2 separate regions of the Mus musculus genome follow, and region 2 is linked to region 1. Evidence: chromatin loops called from intact Hi-C (ENCODE). Cell type or tissue: gastrocnemius. All regions are shown on one strand.

Region 1 (8,000 bases):
GCCTGGCTATTATTTACGAATTATGTATTATTGCAGAGGAAGAACAGCTTTTATTAGAGGAAGTAGACAAATATATGTAGCAGGTATAGAGAAAAATGTCTTACACAAAACTGATCCCAGGCTCGAGAAGCTGAAAATCCATGTCTTCTTCAGGTCTCAGGCTTTTCAAGTTTCGGAAAGGTCTTAGGGCTGGTCAGTTTGCAGAAAGACAGGGGCGGCTGATTGGCCCACATCTATTGTGTAAACCTGTCCAGATCTGGCCTTGAACTTGTTAAACCAGTCCATCCGCAGTGGGGCATGCTGGCAGGAGAAAGGCCCACAAGGCCTTTGTTTTAAGCTGTGATGCTTTTGTCTCAGGTCAGAAGGGCGAGGAGGAAGAAGCCAGCCATCTTGAAAGTTCAACATCTTTATTACTTAGTCATGGCCCTTCTCCCTATATGTCTGCCTACCAAGGACTCTGTCTAACTCCTAGTCCTTCATGCTGTCCTTTGAAAGGTCACCCTAACTGCTGTTAGGGGTTTGGGGGACAGGCTTCTCACTTGCTTTGAGCTGACCAAAGGGATGAGAATTGAGGGGCAACAGTCAAAGTGCCTCAGAGGAGGCCTGACCTAAGGGCTCAGGATAAAACTTAACCACTGGCAATGATCTAGAACCTAAAACAGCCTTTGGCAATACTGTATATTCTTTTTGTTTGTTTGTTTCTTGTTTTTGTTTTGTTTTGTCTTGTTTGAGACAGGGTTTCTCTGTATAGCCCTGGCTGTCCTGGAACTCAATCTGTAGGCCAGACCAACCTCTGATTTAGAGAGGTCACTTGGCTCTGCCTCCTGAGTGCTGGGGTTTAAAGGGATGTGCCACCAGTGCTCAGCTGGTAGTATGTATTCTTGAAGTGTCACATGAGAGATGTATCATCAGCAGTAGACATCTCTGCCCACGTACCAGAGGTAATGTCCAATGGAAGTGGGCTACATAGGCCAAATCTGAGTGACATGCAGATTCTATTTGTTAAAGTCACTAGACATCAGCATCTAAGTGACAACTTTGATGAGTTGGTGGTCCTGGACCAGAAATCCTGGACAAGGTCTCAAAAATGTTAACAATCGGGGTCTTTATTTACTTTTCTCTGCCAGTTAAAGAGTAAAAGGCAGGAAAGATCTTAAGCTTGTCTGGTAGCAGTGGAGAAATCTCAAACATAGCCAGCAGGAGCAGACAGGATCAGCAGTTGAAGAAAGGCCTTTACTGAGGGTGAGGAAACACACACACACATACAGCAGGAACACCATTAGTTAACAAAACTAACCAACACACAAGGAAAAAAAATTGAATGAGTGGAAACTAACAGAATCCATCTTAAATGGATGAGGCCAGCCATCCTGTGAAGAAATAATCACATAAGACGTGATCACTGTATAGACTGATGCTGATAAGGATGTTGTTTAAAATGGAACCATGGAAAATGTCTTAGAGGCAGGGCATGGGGGTACATGCCTTTGATCCCAGCACTCAGGAAGCAGAGGTAGTCAGATCTCTGGGAATCAAGTTCCAGGACAGCCAAGCGCTGTTACACAGAGAAACCCTGTCTCAAACAAAACAAAAGAGAAATGTCTTAGAAATTTTAATGTTGTAAAAAAAAATGTTATAATGATACATTCTTAGGGAATAATTTCCTAAAGTAAACCTGGACAGTTAGGGACTAAACAACAACAACAAACAACAACAATACCCCAAAACCCCAACAGTTGTGTTTCAGACAAAATCAAGGAGGAAGTGTCCCTTGCCTGGTTGTTGGCCCTATTTTAGTATGCTTAGACATTATGTATTTATGGTTTTTAAAAACTGCCTTAAACTAGCATAGCTTGATAATATAGTCTCTATCTGTGATCATCTCCTTCACTCGAATCTGTCAGATCATCTTCTGACTTAAATGTAGCTCTCAGGGGAATGTCCCTGCTTGGAAGAGAATGTACAATGTCATTGGCAAACACAGAATAGCTATTTGATTGGTGGCATTTTTTTTCAATACACAAGAACGTAATGCTTTGATTCACCAAGCAGCCACACGTGCACTGCTTACCTTGAAGCAAAGCATCAGTTGCCGGGCCTGTGCTGATCAGACCAAATAGGCAGACATCCTATTGTCAGAAGCTTTCTACCTTTCAACTCATCCTAAATGCAATAAAGAGGTTGGTGGCGACCATCCCCCTTTCCATTAATAGAAGTGCACACACAGACACACAGACAACTCAACTCAAGAGTTAAACTGGAAATTCCTGAATAGTGTTGGTAGCTTCTGTTTTTCACTCCTGTTTTCTCTTTTTCTTAACACACTTCCTCTCTCCATTATTTCCTTCTTTGGTTAAACGTACTTTAACCATGTAATTTACATAAAGAAATTGGGTTTAATTTCTGCAACTTGGGCTTCTCTGAGATGATTTAATTCTCTTCTCCCAATTCTTTTTTTCATATACAGTTTGAAGAGAATGCCTTGGATCAGTCAGGATCTACAAAATATTTTAAATTATTTTCTTTGGAATAAAAATTAGCTATGATGCATAAGATGTCTAAAATGGTCATGTGTTCTCCTCAGGTCCTAGTGCATGGAAGGAGCCAATTGATAGTAAATGACTGAAACTAGGCAATAAATACCCTGAAGACCAGCTTTAGATTTTCATTTATACTTCAACAGATCAAGTCCTTTAGGGACAGGATACAAACACCATACTGAGAATTTAGCTGCTCCAAGACAGTTCTATGAAATTTGGCTTGGCTGATGTTTCAACCTTGGCGTTTAAGGTCTTATTTTTATGACACCCAGAGCTTCTTTGTAACGGCAGTAATAAGTACTACAGACTTTCCGGCCTTCTTCCCTCTAGGATTTTAACTTCTTTAAAACACCACCCCCTGCTCTTCTAGTAAATCCCACATGACAGAACAGGCTGAGAAAAAATAGGAAGCCGGAGCCATGGAAACTGTGCGGGTAGAAACGTGTGAGCGCGAGGGTGGTTGGAGGAGAAGGAACACTCCCCTGGCGACAGCGGCGCGAGGGTGCTCCTCGGATGACGTCACGCACCCAGGTGACGTCACGACCGTGACATGCGGGTGACGCCGTTGCCGCGGCGACTCCTCGTCGTCTCCGCCCCCTCCCCCCCCCAAATCCCCTCAGGCTCGGCTGCGCCGGGGCCGCCGGCGGGTTCCAGAGGTGGCCTCCGCCCCGGCCGCTCCGCCCACGCCCCCCGCGCCTCCGCGCCCGCCTCCGCCCGCCCTGCGCCTCCCTTCCCCCTCCCCGCCCCGCGGCGGCCGCTCGGCCCGGCTCGCGCTTCGAAGATGGCGGCGCTGAGTGGCGGCGGTGGCAGCAGCAGCGGTGGCGGCGGCGGCGGTGGCGGCGGCGGTGGCGGTGGCGACGGCGGCGGCGGCGCCGAGCAGGGCCAGGCTCTGTTCAATGGCGACATGGAGCCGGAGGCCGGCGCTGGCGCCGCGGCCTCTTCGGCTGCGGACCCGGCCATTCCTGAAGAGGTGAGTGGCGGCGCCATCCCCCCCCAGTGCTCGCGCGTCAGGGGCTCGGCGGGCCAGTGTTTATGCGAGGGACCGAGGCAGCAGAAGGAGCCCCGGCAGTGCTTGGTAGCCGGCGGGGAGGTGGTTATCGGCCGAGTGTCCCCCTCTGTCTTGTAGCTCCTCGCTACGTAAACACACACGATGGCCCAGGGGGGTTCCCCGGCCCCCACCCAGATGGGATTGGGGCAGTGGGGGCAGAGCTGGAGCCTTTTCAGAGGGGGCGAAACTCTGGGTTGGAGAAGGTCACGCCTGGCTGAGGCTTCCAGCCCTGCATCCCTGAGATGTTTTCCTTTTTGCTAGCCGGCAGGGACGGCGTCGAGGATGGAGCTTAGTGGCCAGGGCAGTACCCCTTGGTCCCCTAGCCCTAGGAACCGCCGTGTGCGATTACTCCCTGATCCTGGGGATGACGGAGCGCATCTTTCCACTCTCCTCACTATCTTCCCTTTGCAGGCCCTTGTCCCCTTCCCACTTTGCTACTTGTTTGGGGGATTTTTCTTTTGACCGGTTTTTGCCCAGGGGATGATTTTTTTTTTTGGTGTAGTCTTTACTTTTTCAGCCCCAAATTTTACTGTTCCGAAGCTTTTCCCATCCTGGTCTCTGATCCCCGAATAATACTGTTTGTCAGTGCTCCCTTGCTGACCCGTAAACCTCTATCCTCATCCACCACCCCGCTCATTTCTCAACTGTACCTACTTGCTTCTAACCTTAGTTTCCACGGAAGAGCATTTTTGCTCTTCTCTTGCCCTAGTCCCCTTGAGTGCCTCTACTTCATTCCACTGCACCGTCACCTTGTAATCCGTTGTTATCTTCACAAATCCTTTTGGACACTTTGCAAGCTATTCACTCCCTGAACCCCAAAGCTGTCAAGATTCCATCAGGTTTCACTTGGCCCTTTGCTCCCTTGCACTGCTGGCAGTTTGGGTTAGTCTTTCAGTGCACATACACACCTCAGTTGATATCCTTCGTGGGTTTGTTTGTTTGTTTGTTTGTTTGCTTGCTTGCTTGCGTGCTAGCTTGTTTTTAGTGGGTTTAAGTGATCTGGCTCGCTCCCATTTTCGTCCCATCTTTCGTGTTTACCAGTCTTTAGTACTTGGCTTTTGGTAGTCCTTGTATCATTCAACTTATTACATTGTCAAATTACCTAATTTATTCTCTTTTCTCTGTATGTAAAACTTACTACATTTACCATTTGGGCACTGTATCGCATAAACAATACCATATCTTACAAACAATTGGCTAGAATACGGTATTTTACAAACAGTTGTCGAGAGTGACTTGTTTCTGTTGATTTTACTTGAAGATAAATTTTGTTTAAAGATAAACTTGCTACTTAAGTTTCCCAGTTCTCGTACTACCTCCTTATCTCTACAGTGTTCTTTTTCCTGCTTCATTATATTTACTTGGGATGTTCATCCTCCACTCTCCATCTATCGTTAGCAGTCTGTTTGCAATAATGTTTGTTTTCCATCTTTTGATACCATCTCTACCCAGAATGTGTTCAGTACCATCATTTGAGCCACCCTACATTTCTCACAGTTTTTTTTTTTTCTTATTTCTTAATTTGAAATAATTCCAACGTACCACTTGAATTCATGCTCAGGTCAGTTTCCATTTGCATTTATTTCCCTCGGCTTCTTCTCCAGTCTAAGGATAACACTCTTTCCCTCATCCCTTTCCTAGCTCCCTTATCCCTAGTTACCATCCATTCCGTCTTGTTTCCTGGCTTTTGGTACTTCACTTGCTGACACTTCCTCTTGTCTTCCCCACACCTCCACATTCCATCTTATTTATAAACAACTTTGTTCCGTTGACATGGAAATTTATTTTTAGGATACATTGTTTTTAATGGAGAAATGCTAGGGGTCACATCTGCCGTCTATTTTCTCCAGGAATCGGATATGCCTTTGTCTTACTAGGCACAGGTGTCTCTGGGTTTTACTATGCTGCACATGCTTGGTTGTCTTGAACTGTATAGATGTGTGAGGACCAGGATCCAAGTATGGGCAGGTTGATGGATGGAGTTAGACAAGGATAATTCTGGGATGTGACACTGACTTGAGAACTTTGCGTCAGGGTATTAGGACAGTTGGCATTTCTGTTTGGAAGATTTTGCTATTTACTTGGGAGAGCTAGAGCACTGGGGTGGGTCCCTTACCTTGGCCCCTCCTGTCTTCTTTCTGAAGTAGTGAGTATTAGGGTTGTTACTTTCTGTTTGACACTTTCTAGGCAATCCCCATGGACCACACTGCCTGAGGACCTCTAGGCTAGATGAAGTTAAATTAAATCACCAATAACTGAAGGCATGTTTGTATCTCCTGAAACTGTATTCTTTATTTAGTTAAAAGCAGATGTTTCCCATTGCCCCCTTCCCAGGGTTTAATGTTTGATGATGCTATAAAAAGAGAAAATATGACAAATATACATAACAAAATAAATTCTTCCGGAAAGTAGTATGGTGGAGCCCAGGCTTGTCAGAAACTCTGTGTGGCTGAGGCTGTAGTTAAAACTTCTGATCCTTCTGCCACTTCTTAAGGCTGGAATTACTAGCATGTGCCCTCTACCCAACAAGTTTAAAGTTAACATCAACTCAGAGGAAACTGAAGTATCCTGTGGTCTTTTAATTAATTGTCTTTTATTATGAACTTAAAGGAATATCTTTAGTTACTAAAGTAGATGGAAAGATGAAAATCTGTGAATGTGTTTAATGACATTTTATTATACATTTTTATCTTACCTGGGTTTAAAAAAGTTTGTCAAAGAGAAATTTCAGCTGTACCAAAAAGTAATTACAAAAGGAAAACATATCCATTATTGAAAAATTAGGGAAAAAGTACAAAAAGTGCCCATAATATATAATTGCTATAAATATTTGCATGTATTACAACTAGTGCTTGCACAATGCATTTTATATATAGACTTGTAACTTTTGAAACAATAGTACAGCAAAACTTATGTGTCCCTACATAAAGTATCATTTAACTGATAACTTTTTTGGACATTAGGTTATTATTATTTTTAGTTGCTGTTATCAAGCATCTTCGACATAGAATGTAGACATTTGTATGTAAAATTATGTTCGAGAATAAACAGATTTCATGGCCTATTTGTATTACTATATAGGTTTCCAAAATAAAATATTCTGATAAATAACAAGAGTTTACTAAATGTTTATTCAGTATCTTATAATCTTACTGTTAAGCATTTAATTCTGACCATTTATATTTCCTTGATGGTACTTTTTTGTGACTATATGGTAAGGCATGGCACATGGTATAATATTACCAGATGGTTAATAATGTATGTATTATTTAAAATGTGTGATACAAGGGTGTGATATTTATTACCTGTGCCTTTCATGCTGTGTTTTCAGAGAAGAGAGTTTCTTAAAACTGTAATGCAATTGCAACTGTATTATTTTTTGTTTTCAAGATCTCTTAGCCAGCCTTGGCTAAGCTGTATAATTATAATAATGCATTGGCTAGGGAATATTCTAGGATGGGATCTACTTTATAATGAGGCCCACTGTATTAAAATACATCTTTGTGAACCCTGCCAGGTTAGATTGCATCATACCTCTGGAAAGTGGTATTCTCACTAAGGTAAGAAGGTGTGTGTGTGCACAGTAAATTTTAGCTGTTGCTATTAATACTTGTCTAGGTATATGCAAAGATTTCCTTTGGAGGGGGAAGCTATGAAGTGGCTTGGCTGTCTTCAGCATGGCTGTGTTCCTTCCTTTCTGAACCCATTTCTTTTTCCTGACTTAACACCTTCCTTTAGGCATCCATTCACCCTTTTATTTAAAAAGAGTTATCTTGTATCAGTTGCTTATATATGCTGGCAATCTATTTTAAGTCGACCAAAAGGAATGTTGGACTGGACACTTGGATTATGGAATGTCTTAAATGTAATTGCAGATTTGATTTAATTGTGTTTGGAGGCCAGAAAGATTACAGTAGTACAGCAGACGAGAGCAATCAGACTCTGCTTGTTTTTCTCTCCACCGTTTTACGATCAGGACAAATAGTCTAATGGCAGCTGAAAAGCCATGTTCTCAGTGACAAAGAAGAAAGTCCGTGTTGCTTTCACTGTGCTCTGGTGTTTTCTAAGGCTTGTTACCTACCAAGTCACACAATGGAGCCGAGCGCCTGCTCATTCTTCTTTCCCCTTTATCTCCAATCATAAACGTGTTTTCTCCTTTAGAGCTGCAGAAATGTGTTTTGTTTCGTTGACAACTTAATATTGATTTAAGTGAGTACTTCGTGAACCTCTTGCCATAATCCCCTTCGTTTTAGAAATCTTGTTTGCTCCTATTCCTGGATTCCTGTTAGGATAAGCCTTTTTGTCAGCAGCTCTTGCTAGATTTTGCCTTCCTCAAAAGTTAAATTGTTTGCAGTCCCGTATTCTTTCCTCTTGCCCAGTTCACCTATGCTGGTTCTTCTGGAAAGCCCCAG
Region 2 (8,000 bases), 130 kb after region 1:
CTGGTGGTTGTTGACCAGCTGGGACTGTTTCTATTATTCCCTCCCATTCTGAAAGATCGCTAGCTAGCTCTTCAGTATTCACCACGTGCACCGCGCTGGACTTTATGGCTGTTGTCTGAACTTTATAAGACACCTTTATGTGACAGATGCTGACTTACAGTTTTACAAATGTGATCATAAGCATTTTGATGACAAAGCCCAAGAATGTTGCCTACAAGCGAATAACATTAAATAATTTTGTTTTTATTTTCCATTTTATTAACTAAAGACCTAACTCTTGTGCTTGGGGTATAGCACGATGATATAGTACTTGCCTAACAGGGGTTTGGTCCCAAGTGACACACACACATATACACACACAGACACAAACCATAACCCTCCGTTGAAATTCCAACCAGCTAAAGTTGTCTTGGTGATAAAGATCTATTTTTGTGTAAGTGTTTGCCCAGCTGATAGCATGTCCAGTTGGAAGGCTCTGAATGAGATCTTAGTTATCGATGGTGTGAGAGGTGATTTTTAACGAGGCAACCTCGCCATGTGGCCCAGGCTGTCCTTGAATTCACTATTTAGCCCAAGTTGGCCAGGGACTCATCATCCTTCTGCCTCTGCCTCCTGCACGCTGAGATTAAAGGAATGCCATCACCATGCTCTAGTCCTTTATAGACAGGATCTCCCTGTGTAGGCCAGGCTGGCCTCAAACTCCTGGTCCTCTGACAAGGCCTCCCCACAGCATGTTCACCTGTTCCTTTTAGCCATTCTGTCAGCTGTCATTGCTTCACAACTTAAAGAACATAGCAGAGCCGCTTCTGTAATTCCCTTGTTTGCCAACTGTATTTAACAGTTATTACCCAAGATCTACCTGTGCAGCCAGACCATAGTGGCACACACCTTTAATCCCAGGACTCTGGAAGCAGAGGCAGGCAGATCTCTGCGAGTTTGAAGACAGCCTGATCTACAAAGTGAGCTCCAGGGTAGTCAGGGGTACACAGAGAAACCCTGTCCCCAAAAGGGGTGGGGGGAGGAAAGGAGGAAGGCAAAATCTCAATAAACACTTGTGTGTCATGCTTCAGCCAGACTAAGTGCACTGTGGCAATCTAGATACCCTGAGGGGTCTCCCAATTAAAATAAACATGATGCTAAAATGAAATAAATAAAAGGTCCTTTTTCAAGTATCAGTAACTGGGGGGCTGGTGAGATGGCTCAGTGGGTAAGAGCACCCGACTGCTCTTCCGAAGGTCCAGAGTTCAAATCCCAGCAACCACATGGTGGCTCACAACCATCCGTACACGAGATCTGACTCCCTCTTCTGAAGTGTCTGAAGACAGCTACAATGTACTTTCATATAATAAATAAATAAATCTTAAAAAAAAAAAAAAAAGTATCAGTAACTGAGCACAAATGCCTGGGAAGCCAGTACTGAAGCTGGCATTCACAGGGATCCCACTCTGACGACTCAGAGACCCAAGACAAGTGGTCTATCATTAGACTCCTGAATCAAGCTGTAGCCCCATAATGAAAGGGCGAAAAGTAATAATAAATCAACGAGAAGGAAACTGAAACTTAGTTACCAGAAGCCAAACTTCAGGTAAGTTTCCACCTGAACTATTGCTGGGTTGGACCTTTTGTGGCCCAAAAACCCAAACCAAGGGCTGGGAACTTAGATGAATAGTGGAACCCTTCTTCCCCCGTTGGAGGTAAGGGAAATCCAAGCTAAGTAGTGAAACTGGACGGGAAGCATCCCCAAAACGGTATGAAGATCTTAAAAGAAATCTCGGTGGACAAAACCTGCCAGGTTATATGCGAGCGAGAGAGAGACAGAGACAGAGAGACAGAGACAGACAGAGACTGAGAGACAGATCAATACAACAAAATAAAGCTATAAGTATTACAAATCTCGGGTGGAGAGAAGGCAAAATGAGTAAGACACAGCATCCAATCTAGGATTTAAAGTGCCAAATCTAAACACTGACTTGGGGGCGCACGCCTTTAATCCCAGCACTCCGAAAGCAGAGACAGGAGGATCACTAATGAGTTCCAGGTCAGTCGAGGCTACACAGTGAGGCTCAAAAAAAGTGCCAAATTTTAATCGTAAAAATGTACCTAATGGTGAAAAGAACAGACTATACTACCTTACTGACTCAAGGTCTCCGTGTCTGCCCTGCCTGGACCCGTCTTGTCTCTGAGCCCATCTCCACCCGTCTCCATGCGCTCGGGACCTCCACTAGCCAGCTGCTTGGAAGGCTCAGTCCGGGAGACTGTGCGGGACTGGATTCTTATCACTCGGGTCTTAGTTAACGCCTCTCTCCCGCAACCCTGCGCCATCCCTTCACCTCTAGCCCACCAAGCCGACTAAAAGGCCAGTCTCGGTCCAGGCAAAACTACAAGACCCAGCATGCCTCGGGCGGCAGCGGAGTTTCACGCACCCTCCCGGGCGACTGCTTCAAGGTGACAGCGTCCGGATGGCAGCGCTGCCTGTTCAAGCCGGCCGAACCCTCGCCCCCGCCCGACACTCACTGACGGACTCCACTGTCTCCAGCCGCCCGCGCGCGGCAGCCCCGGAGCAGGCGGCCTCCGACGCGGCCGAAAGGTACCAGACGGGTGAGCGCAGACATACTAGCAAGACTGCAGTTCCCACCCCTGATGCGTCACTTCCCCGAGTCCCGGCCCGTGACGTCACTGCGTCGCACTGCGTCTCTACCCGGGCTGATGGTAGGCCACAGGGGACAAGTTCAAGCCATTGGCGGACCTTAGAGGCTCCAGGTTAACGGGCAGATAGGTCGTCCTTCAGGAGGAGCCCTGGCTGCCTCGTGGCACAGCCTGGCAAGGTGCTCTTGGCTGACCTTACTGCTGCTCCCTGCTTTGGCTCATATAGACGGTGCTTTCATGCATGTTCTTGCCACTGTGGGCCCTTGTTAAAGGCCTAAGCCCTTTCTGAACCACGCAATGTTTATTTTATAACATCGCAATGTTTATTTTATAGCATCGTTGTTTCAGCATTGTTCTGAATGACTAATCAGCCAGGGTGTTAAATTTCAGAACCTGGACTGGTGGCACGGGAATCACCTGAGGAACCCAACCCGGCACACTCGGAATAAGTCGGCCAGGAACATGGGGGAAAGTTCCTAACGCCTCGAGCCTTAGCCAATTCGAGGTTTTTTGGCATTTCCTCTTGTTATTAATGTAATAAGCAAGCAGAAAAATAAGGACATGAGGGCAGTCCAGTTAAGATGCAACACCAAGATGGCAACAAATCGAGACCTGACTTCAGCCGTAGAAATGTACTCGCAGTGGGAGCTGTAACACAAATAGATGCACGTAGACGCGCAGATGCGCTCAGTCTCCGGCCATTAGTGGGGAGGGAATATGAATTTTCAAGCTCATCCTCATAAAACAAGACATACATATCTGTTCCGAGTTACTAGGTCTATAGGATAGCCTACTGTCATCTTTCCAGAAAAACTAATTTTTTCACTCACTTCAGATTTCCTTCAAGAAACAAAGGCTCCACTGGCTATTAAAATAGTCCGCCTTCCTCGGCCTGCTTTTTTCTCTCAGTATTGCCTCTGTTGAAATCTGGATAGACTCCAAACCTAAGACTACTCCTAACCCCAAGAGGTTGTGAGAAACGGACTTTTTTCTATAAACAGTAGCTAGCACACCAACAGTCAATACTCTAATAATCTCCACCTTGTAAAATTATTCAAGTATTTTAATCATCTGGAAAACCTGTTTACACAAAGGCCTTCCATTCTGACGACAAGAGCTATGGACCCCTTCCTTCCCTCCTTCCTTTGCATCTATTAGGAACTATCCAACCATGGCAGAGTCTGAGGTCGCACTCTACCAATAGGATGAGACACAGTCATCACCTGTATTAGAATAACAACTGAACTTCCCGCCCTAGTGTGCTTGCAAGGCCACTGTAAGTTATGGCACATTTTACCAAAAGAAAAATTAATAATAATAATAATAATATGTTGCTTTGCAGGATTACTTTCGCTATGATCTAGTGGGTAGGGGTGTGTGTGATACCAAGAATATTGATTCCAACAAGGTCTTCCCTGGTACATTATGGTTTGGGTTGGTTGATTTGAAGAACATGCAGTTTTAGGTTATAACATTAGTGTACCAACATCACATATTAGAAATTTGCTATGATGTTTCATATTCAAGAGTCAAGTACTCATCAAGGCCAGACTTGAATTTAGTGACTTGGAAGCATCAAATATGACTGATAATTTGCCTTCTGTGCCCATATGTGGGCCTCTTTGCCCTTTTATGTAACAGGAAACCTGTCCTAGGAGTCAAACCCAAGGGAGACCTTGAGTGTTGTTATGTGTGGGCTCACATGTACCATGGCATAAATGTGGTGATCAGAGCACAGTCAATCAAGAGATTATTCTCTTCTTCTGCCATCTGAGATCCAGGCTTCCATTATTTTATTTGTGTGTGTGTGTGTGTGTGTGTGTTGCCACTGCATCCACGCAGTCAGAGGAAATCTGCAGGAATTGGTTCTCCTTTGTCATGCAGGTCCCATGAACTCAGACCAGAAGGTGTGGCCGAACACACCTCTATTCTTGGAACCTGCTAAGCTACTTCACTGGCTTTACTAAATAGGAATCTTTTTCTTTAGCTCCTCAAAGCTTTTAAAGACAATAGCCCCTCCATTTTCTAAACCTGACTCCATCCCACCAACTTTTGGCTCCCAAATACTGACTTTTGACTGGCAAACTGTGTCTGCTAAATACAAGCCTTGGGTTAAACCTGAACCTGTAGAATTCTATGGATGGAAGTTGACTTTCCAGTTTATAGTCAATGGCATGGTTTTCTCTGAGCTACTGTCCACCACTCTTTTTAACAACTCGTACAAACCACTAAGAGAGACAGATCGTGAATGGAAAGCTCACGTCTCAAACTACATAGCTGTCTAGCTCCAGGCAAGACCACAGAACAAACACAGCTTATATTTCTAAGAGGCCATAAAGGACCCGTGAGATGTTCCATGTGTAAACAGGTTGGCCATGCATACCTAATAACCTGGGTTGTTACAGGATATTTGAACCTATTTCTAGTTGTGGTGTGGATCAGCCCTTAGGACACACATTTAATCCTTCTGGTTGGAATATAGACACACCCTTAGTACTCGCTTTTAATCCCAAACAATGAAGGTAAAGTTAGCTTGTAGAAGGAAGCACCCATGTTTGAAAGTGATGTCTAGCCGGGCATGGTGGCACACGCCTTTAGTCCCAGCACTCGGGAGGCAGGCAGATTTCTGAGTTCGAGGCCAGCCTGGTCTACAAAGTGAGTTCCAGGACAGCCAGGTCTATACAGAGAAACCCTGTCTTGAAAAACCAAAAAAAAAAAAAAAAAAGAAAAAAAAAGTGATGTCTAATTGAGTGGCAGACAAAGTGATGAATCACAGAAAGATTTGACAGAATAGAGGATGACCAACTCTCACAAGAGAGAGGGAAGGGGAGCTACTGAAGGGAGAGGCAGTGCAGGAATACAGGAGAGTTGAGAGAGTAGAGCAGCACAGAGAGGGAAGAGGCAGTTTACTGGGAGACTTTTACAGAGACAGATTAAAGAGAGAACAAGCTAAATACAGGTAAAGACAGAACGAGCAAGAGAATGAGAAGGAACCAGAAGATTAGGAACGATTGCTAGAGTTAGTTTGAGGCAAAGCAATGCAATTCAGAGGCCGAGAGAAAAGCCAGGTTGAGTAAATCAGCTTGGAGAGGAGTTTGAGCCAGACAGCTGAGTTGATCCAGCCAGCCAGAGTTGAGAAAAGGGTAGAAAGGGTGAGCTGGTTCAGCAGTCAGTCTCAGAGGCTGAGGACAGTCTAGGTCCAGATTAGATTTTACAGAGGCCAGGAGCCTCCAGGACTAGGCTTAGTTAGCAGAGACTGTAAGCTTCCCAGACAATTACAACAAAAGAAAAAAAGTTATTTTTACAGCCTTGGTTCCTCCTCAGAATCCATGGTGGAAGGAGAGAACCAACGCCTCTGACCTCAATACCCACACGTACACATCACAGGCACACACAGTAAAAAGAGCTTAGGAATTGGGAGGTATCTCGTCCAAACCCCAGCTGTGGCAATTAACCTTGTGATTTAGGGCAAGTAATCTTTCTCCTCTGAACACCAAAGCCCTCCGTCTGCACAAGTCACTTAAGATATTAGAAGGCCCAGAGCTTGTTCTCAGGAAAATTCCTATTCCTTTAGTACTCTCTCCTCTTCTGGTATTAAAGTATTACAGGTAGGCTGACGTTTATTCACTCATGAATATGAGTGCTGTCTGCATGTATGCATACATGACAGAAGAGGACATCAGATCCTACTATCGATGGTGGTGAGCCACCATGTGGGTGCTGGGAATTGAACTCAGGACCTCATTCAGCCACTGGACTGTCTCTCCAGCCCTCACTCATCTTTCTTAATAAGTCACAAAAGGGGATGTATGAGAAAAGAGAAATGATGTTTACTTTATTTCCTAAAGACTTGCTGCATCCCCTCCCCACCAACAAAGAGAGGAAGTCGTTGGCTCTACAGCAGTCACTGATGGGGTAGGTGGTGCTGAGGATTAAACCTGGAGCCGCAGACCTGGTGGACTAAGCCTCCACTGTGGAGCTATACCACCAGCCTCATTATTTTAACACTGAAAAATAAATTCAGGAAGAAATTAGCAAATATTAAAAATTGTCAAGATAACTTGAACCCATTAAATTGCCAATTGTGCTTTCAAAATTTCTCTAGTATTGACAGTGCCCATATAAAACTTAAACTGGCTTTCAACTTTTTGTCAAATCTAGACTTTTTTTTTCTTTTGGTTTTTCAAGACAGGGTTTCTCTGTGTGGTCCAGGCTGTCCTGGAACTCACCCTGTAGACTTAGTTGGCCTCAAACCCAAAGATCTGCCTGCCTTTGCCTCTCAAGCACTGAGATTAAAGGTGTGTGACACCACTGCCTAACTGCATACATAATTTTCAAAAAAAAAATTGGAAATTGTGGTCTACAGGATTTTATGGCATTTTCTAACCTAAGTCTAAGGGTAAGAACCACCAGCAAAGAGGACCAAAGAGTGTGAGGGTTAAGAAAAAAGAAAAACAGGCAGCAGGATGGCTGAACTGAAGGCATTCGATGCCAGGCTTAAGTCCTGAGTCCAATCCCTAGAAATCCCTGTGGTTCTGATTGCCACAGCCCCTCCTCCTACACAAGTACATGCAATTTAAAAAGGAAGGAAGGGACGGAGGGAGGGAGGGACCAAGGAAGGGTTGAAGAGATAGCTCAGTGGTTAGTAGCACTCTGCTGCTCTTGAGAGGACCTAAATTCATTTCCCAGCATTCACAACTGCCTATAACTCCAAAGGACACAATGGTCTCACCTGGCCTTCAGTAGGTATCTACATACACATAGATACAGGCAGGCAGGCAGGCAGACAAGATGCAACACACACCTTTTTTAAGAAGAAGAAAACAGAAAAACAAAATAAGTAAATGTATTTTGTCGTCTTTTACAGACCATTTTTCCTGAAATAGTGCCCCTGGCACCAGTTCCAGCGTCCCTCCCTTTATGCCCTAAAATAACCCGGTTTTTAAGCAGACCCTGAAGCTGGCTCGCTGGGAAAGCGGTGGTGACTCTGCCACACATCCAGTTTTAGGTGTCTTAGCTGCCAAAGGGCAGACCCTGAGGATCTGCCTTCACTGTGTGCACACTGCCACTGTCACAGGAATGATGCTGGCCCTTTGAAGAGGAAGGGTTTTGCTGCCTCTAGGATGTCCAGCGTGGGGTCCAGTGAGCGGCCGAGCCCCTCCAGCACCATGATGGCAACCACAATGGAGGCGAAGTTGCTCTCCAGCTTTACCTGGAACAGAGAAACAGCAGTTCTTCTCCGACCTCGGACGCAGCTGAGTACCCTGGACAACCACATCGCTGAGCCTCGCTTGTGCTGTCCATGGAATTCTCCCATCTCCCCACCTCCCTCCCAGCAGGCAGAAGGGTATACT

Evidence for each region. A loop is a pair of places that touch in the nucleus more often than their neighbours do. Peaks named below come from ENCODE experiments on the same cell type or tissue, not always from the same donor. Only the 100,000 strongest peaks of a DNase experiment are listed, where the experiment ranks them.
Region 2: it touches region 1 in a loop (4-fold over the local background); 10 of 42 quality-filtered maps call a loop at or near these places.

Annotation. Positions count from the first base shown.
Region 1 is chr6:39,720,617-39,728,616 of GRCm38, reverse strand. It overlaps Braf (Braf transforming gene), which reads left to right and starts at 3,154. Exons shown (of 22, transcript NM_139294.5): 1 at 3,154-3,510. The coding sequence starts at 3,322. In gastrocnemius, no CTCF peak of the experiment used is centred here; DNase peaks (open chromatin) are centred at 3,171, 3,543, 4,188 and 4,433; H3K4me3 peaks cover 2,379 bases; H3K27ac peaks cover 1,888 bases.
Region 2 is chr6:39,587,227-39,595,226 of GRCm38, reverse strand. It overlaps Adck2 (aarF domain containing kinase 2), which reads right to left. Exons shown (of 8, transcript NM_178873.3): 8 at 6,458-7,858. The coding sequence ends at 7,718. Ndufb2 (NADH:ubiquinone oxidoreductase subunit B2) reads right to left here and starts at 2,662. Exons shown (of 4, transcript NM_001358797.1): 1 at 2,515-2,662. The coding sequence starts at 2,612. In gastrocnemius, no CTCF peak of the experiment used is centred here; DNase peaks (open chromatin) are centred at 2,425, 2,660 and 3,085; H3K4me3 peaks cover 2,535 bases; H3K27ac peaks cover 1,919 bases.